Regions from separate parts of the Homo sapiens genome. Here region 1 is linked to region 2. Evidence: read pairs that join two places in POLR2A ChIA-PET (ENCODE). Cell type or tissue: GM12878. All regions are shown on one strand. Each heading gives the region's core, and the rest is flanking DNA. Links, peaks and the distances in the headings are about the cores only. Region 1 overlaps MYO1F (myosin IF). Region 2 overlaps HNRNPM (heterogeneous nuclear ribonucleoprotein M).

Region 1 (2,909 bases), core at 266-2,765, 120 kb after region 2:
CGTTGGGCACGCTCATCTCGAACTCCCAACCTCAGGTGATCCTCCCACCTCGGCCTCGCAAAGTGCTGGGATTATAGGCGTGAGCCACCGCACCCATCCTGGGTCCATTTTATAGAAGAGAAAACTACAGCACAGAGAGGTTAAGTGTCCTCTTCAAGGACACACAGCAGTGCAGAGAGGACCTTGGGGAGGACCCACGAAGCTGTCCTTCCCCAGGCTGGTCTGTATCAGAGATCGCCGGGGTTGCTGCTGAGGTCAGATGAGGATGGGTTGGGGAGAAGATGGGTCATGTCTACAATTTCCCCTTTGGGGGCCAGTGCAGGCTTCAGCCTGCCAGGCCACTCAGGCTGAACTAAGACCCCAGGCCACTTCCCCTCACTGGGGTCAGCTGTGTCTGGCTAGGCCCATCAGCCCTCCTGGCTCTCCCGGCTCTGACGACTTGGTTCCTCTTCCTGCCCTTCCCCTCTTTCCTCATCTGGCAGAGTGGCCCTCTTCTCTGACCATTCTCTCCCTCTCTATCCTGCCCCAGGCACTAGAGGCCCTCAGACACTCCATGCTCCAGCCACCTGTAAAATCACAGGCTGGGCCGGGCACGGTGGCTCACACCTGTGATCCCAGCACTTTGGGAGGCCGAGGTGGGTGGATCACGAGGTCAGGAGATCGAGACTATCCTGGCTAACACGGTGAAACCCCGTCTCTACTAAAACTACAAAAAATTAGCCAGGTGCGGTGGCGGGCGCCCGTAGTCCCAGCTCCTCGGGAGGCTGAGGCAGGAGAATGGCGTGAACCTGGGAGGCGGAGCTTGCAGTGAGCTGAGATGGTGCCACTGCAGTCCGGCCTGGGTGAAAGAGTGAGACTCCGTCTCAAAAAAAAAAAAAAAAAAAAAAATTAATCACAGGCTGTTTGCATCGAAGGGAGAGAGGGTTTTGCTCAAGTGAATATCGTGTGGGGAGGATAGTCGAGAATTTTGGCATGTGATGGATTGGGGTCAAAGCCTGGCTTGACAGTTGACTGACTGTGTGACTCTGGGGAGGTCACTTCTCTTCTCCAAGCCTCAGTTTCTCCTCTTTGCAAGTGGATTTGGCCGCGCATGGTGGCTCACGCCTGTAATCCCAGCACTTTTGGAGGCGAGGCAGGCAGATCACTTGAGGTCAGGAGTTCAAGACCAGCCTGGCCAACATGGTGAAACCTCATCTCTACTAAAAATACAAAAATTAGCCCGGCGTGGTGGCGGGTGTCTGTAGTCTTAGCTATCCGGGAGGCTGAGGCAGGGGAATTGCTTGAACCTAGGAGGTGGAGGTTGCAGTGAGCCAAGATTACGTCATTGCACTCCAGCCTGGGCAACAGAGCGAGACTCCATCTCAACAACAACAAATAACCAAATGGATTCCATAATGACCCTTGTGTGGGGTCTCTGAAACAAGTACAGGAGCGAACAAAGAGAAAAAATGCGCCGAGATGCCTCAGGAAATGTCATCTGTGACCTTGAGAGGATTTAAGGCATCAGTGTTGGACAGAAAGCCTGGTCAATACATACTTGTTGAATGAATGAATGAATGAATGAAGTCCTATTGGGATGAGACTGCCCCCTGCCCTGTCTCCCAGATATCTCTCTCATTCTGTGGCCTCCAAGTCTCCATGGGTCAAGTCAAAACTGTTTGTTTGTAAGTCTCTTCCTTGGGGGTGGGGATGCAACGAAGAGCTTGTGGTCACAGTTGACCACAAGCTGAATATGACTCAACCTGCTGGAGCTCTTGTGAAAGGCAGTCAGGGGCTTGAGGTGGGTGGGGTAGGAAGGACGGGTAGCTTCTTCCTTCAGCTCTTCAGAGAGGTCTCTCTACCCCAAGGCTGAAGGCAGAACTAGGGCAGGCGGGGACAACCTTCCTGGTATCACACCAGGGAGGGGCTGTTTGTGGTGAAGGTGATGGTGCCTATGGGGCTGGGGGATGTGTGCCATGGAGGGAACACACTTCCTGGGCCCCTACTGTGCATGGAGGTAGGTGGAGACCAGGCTTAGGTGGACCAGGCCCAGAACCTGCCCTTGGGGGGCTCGGTGTTCCCCAAGTGGTGTCTCAGTTGCCCAGAGGAGACCATGGCTGGAAAGTACTGTGGAGAGGTGAGAGGGCTTCCTGTAGAAGGCACGTCTTGCAACATGAACTTTCCAGGCAGCATCAGTGGTGGCTGCAAGAGACATCAGCCAGAGAGGCCTTGGGTGTGTGGTGGACACCAGGATTCTAGTCTGTTTGGAATGGAGGGTCATGGTCCTGGAGGGATAGACAGCCCAGGCCATGTGGGGTCAGCACATAGTCCTGCTGGCCTCTCATTGCTTAGGAGGACAGGAGGCTGTGGTCAAGGTGCCTGTTATTTTTTTTGGACAGAGTCTTGTTCTGTTGCCCAGGTTGGAAGGCAGTGGTTTGATATCACTGCAGCCTTGACCTCCCAGGCTCAAGCGAATCCTCCTGCCTCAGCCTCCTGAGTAGCTGGGACCACAGGTGCATACTACCACGCCTGGCTAATACATTTTTTTTTTTTTGAGATGGAGTCTTGCTCTGTTGTTCAGGCTGGAGTGCAGCGGCATGATCTAGGCTTACTGCAACCTCTGCCTCCCAGGTTCAAGTGATTCTCCTGCCTCAGCCTCCCAAGTAGCTGGGATTACAGGCGTGCACAACGCCTGGCTAATTTTTGTATTTTTAGTAGAGACCAGGTTTCATCATGTTGGCCAGGCTGGTCTCGAACTCCTGACCTCAGGCAATCCACTCATCTCGGCCTCCCAAAGTGCTGGGATTATAGGCGTGAGCCACTGCACCCAGCCACATTTTTTTTTTTATTTGAGATGGAGTCTCGCTCTTGTTGCTCAGTCTGTGAGTGCAGTGGCATGACCTTGGCTCAACCTCTGCCTCCCAGGTTCA
Region 2 (2,909 bases), core at 225-2,724:
TTTTCATTACAAGTCTTAAGGAAATCTCTTTAGAAGCCTATACTTTTGCACTCCATGCAGAGTGGAGAGGCCATTAACATATTTGTATGTTATGTATGTTATGTAATTACCATAACATAAGGTAATTATGCTGTGATAGAAGTTAGTGGAGTTGCTTGGTAGAAAGAATGGAGGAGGTGACCTCCGCCACCTGCTGGGGGCAGGGACCTGTTCCTCCATGACAGGAAGACGTGTGGAAGTGGAGGAGAAGAAGATGGTTGGGGAGGGGCAGGGAAGAGAGTATCCAAAGAGCAGAGATTTGAGTGTATGCTTTATCGAGAACTGAAGTTGTGCTGGGTGTAGTGGCTCACACCTGTAATCCCAGCACTTTGGGAGGCTGAGGTGAGAGGACTATTTGAGCTCAGGAGTTCAAGACCAGCCTGGGCAACATGGTGAAACCCTGTCTCTACCAAAAAAAAGAAAAAACAAAACAGGCTGGGCCCGGCGGCTCACGCCTGTAATCTCAGCACTTTGGGAGGCCGAGGCGGGCAGATCACGAGGTCAGGAGATAGAGACCATCCTGGCTAACACGGTGAAACCCCGTCTCTACTAAAAATACAAAAAATTAGCCGGGCGTGGTGCCGGGCTCCTGTAGTCTCAGCCACTGGGGAGGCTGAGGCAGGAGAATGGCGTGAACCTGGGAGGCAGAGCTTGCAGTGAGCCGAGATTGGGCCACTGCACTCCAGCCTGGGCGACAGAGCGATACTCCTTCTTCAAACAAACAAACAAACAAGAACACTGAAGTTGCTATAGAGTTTTAAGGTTGGAGCACTGGCAGCCAGCTGATGGGCAGTGAATTTGGATTTTTATCTTGAAAGCCTTTGAGAGACAGGAGAAAAATAGAAACTTGGTTCTTTGGAATTCTTTCTCTACCAGGAGTGGAGTGTGCAGTAGACCACAAATGCAGTGAGCTAGCAAGCTTGATCTGGGAACCCAGGTTGGAAATCTTGTTTTGCAGTTACTTCTCTCCTGGGTGTGAGAATAGGATTTGCTTAATTTTGATGAGAAGTCTGTTCCAATTAAAGTCAGCAAAGATTCAGAGTTAGGGTATAGTCAGGGAAAAAAAAGTTCATTTTAGGGGAATGTATAGGTTTTTAAAATTTTTTTAAATGTAGTATCATATATAAAATAAATGACTTAACCTGCTCCCCTTCCTGAGTAATTTTTTTTTTTTTTTGAGATGGAGTCTCGCTCTGTTGCCCAGGCTGGAGTGCAGTGGCGCGATCTCAGCTCACTGCAAGCTCCGTGAACCGCTTCCCGGGTTCACGCCATTCTCCTGCCTCAGCCTCACGAGTAGCTGGGACTACAGGCGCCCGCCACCATGCCTGGCTAATTTTTTTAATATTTTTTTTTAGTAGAGATGGGGTTTCACTCTGTTAGCCAGGATGGTCTCGATCTCCTGACGTCGTTATCCGCCCGTCTTGGCCTCCCAAAGTGCTGGGATTATAGGCGTGAGCTACCACACCTGGCCCCTTCCTGAGTAATTTTGTGGGTGAATAAGAAACAGATGGATTGGTTATTTATAAAAATAAAAATATATATTTAGGGTAGATTCCTGAGGAGGTACTGTTAGAGTTGACTCCATTTGACAATCAAGAAAACTTTCGTTTTAAACACTTAAACCCAGGTTCAGGAACCTGACCTAAAGACTCCAGGGGAGGCCCTCCTGACTCCCAGGCAGCTTGCTGCTTTCATGATACTACCTTGGTAACCACTCAGTAAACAGCCGTTTGAATTGTTTTATTTAAATCAGATTCTCTATACAATGCATTTGAGTGTTTGCTGTACTTTAAAGAGTGATTGTTTATTCAAAAAGGATTTTGGAGACACGTCAGATTGTGAGCTCAAGATTAGAAGACAGGGTTTTGGATTATTTGAATGCATGCTGCCAGGCCTTTGCTTTCACTCAGCTCTTTGATTTTATTCTGGTTAGGGAAAGAGATACTAGCCTGCAAAGATTAGCTTGCTTGTTTTTTTGGGAGGGGGGGTTCTCCAATGGACTTCCCCATTACCATATTTTGCAGTCATAGGGTTGAAAGCTAAATTGTCCCTTTGCTAGTCTGTAATGATTATGATGCCTAGGTTTTCTCAGCCTTGGCTCTGGTTTGCTAGTTTTAAAGCCTGAACAGTAGAAGGCTAGGAGTGAATCAGTCCCCCTCTCTACCCTTCTCAATAAAATTATTGGTAGAAAAATACATCATTGCCTCACTGTGTGCTAAGAGTCTCTTTTTTTTTTTTTTTTGAGACGGAGTCTCGCTCTGTCGCCCAGGCTGGAGTGCAGTGGCGGGATCTCGGCTCGCTGCAAGCTCCGCCTCCCGGGTTCACGCCATTCTCCTGCCTCAGCCTCCCAAGTAGCTGGGACTACAGGCGCCCGCCACTACGCCCGGCTAATTTTTTGTATTTTTAGTAGAGACGGGGTTTCACCGTTTTAGCCGGGATGGTCTCGATCTCCTGACCTCGTGATCCGCCCGCCTCGGCCTCCCAAAGTGCTGGGATTACAGGCGTGAGCCACCGCGCCCGGCCTAAGAGTCTCTTTTAAAGCTGTAAGCGTGTAGGTAGTAGCCTCCATAGGACCGAGGCCTAGTGACGACATGGTGACCCCAGCTCTTAGCCACATGCAGTACTGCTTCCCTAGATGAGCTGCTTTTTGTTTTGCCATTCTTTGTTGATTGTCACAGTGTCCCTCTGAGCTACCATGCATACAGGTTGCGCTGGTTTTGCTGGTAAAGCGCTAGAGACAGAAAGAGCTTGAGTCATGTGGGTAGTTCAGTGGTGGCCTTGGAGCTGGAATGGTGCTGTGAATAGTGCTCTCCACACCTTACATGCATTAGAGCAGCGCAGGACTTGAGGGATTTCTGTGAAGAATCACT

What was found. ChIA-PET counts read pairs that join two places held together with the same protein. Peaks named below come from ENCODE experiments on the same cell type or tissue, not always from the same donor. Only the 100,000 strongest peaks of a DNase experiment are listed, where the experiment ranks them.
Region 1: POLR2A ChIA-PET joins it to region 2 with 5 read pairs; 12 of 35 experiments call an interaction of 5 or more read pairs at or near these places.

Annotation. Positions count from the first base shown.
Region 1 is chr19:8,567,558-8,570,466 of GRCh38, forward strand. The region is part of intron 1 of MYO1F (myosin IF); the gene reads right to left. Among named protein-coding and RNA genes, the nearest start is that of MYO1F, 8.4 kb to the right of the region's middle. RefSeq lists an enhancer at 1,592-1,681. In GM12878, for the core only: no CTCF peak of the experiment used is centred there; a DNase peak (open chromatin) is centred at 1,754; H3K27ac peaks cover 871 bases.
Region 2 is chr19:8,447,273-8,450,181 of GRCh38, forward strand. The region is part of intron 1 of HNRNPM (heterogeneous nuclear ribonucleoprotein M); the gene reads left to right. Among named protein-coding and RNA genes, the nearest start is that of HNRNPM, 3.8 kb to the left of the region's middle. In GM12878, for the core only: no CTCF peak of the experiment used is centred there; no DNase peak of the experiment used is centred there; H3K4me3 peaks cover 1,913 bases; H3K27ac peaks cover 852 bases.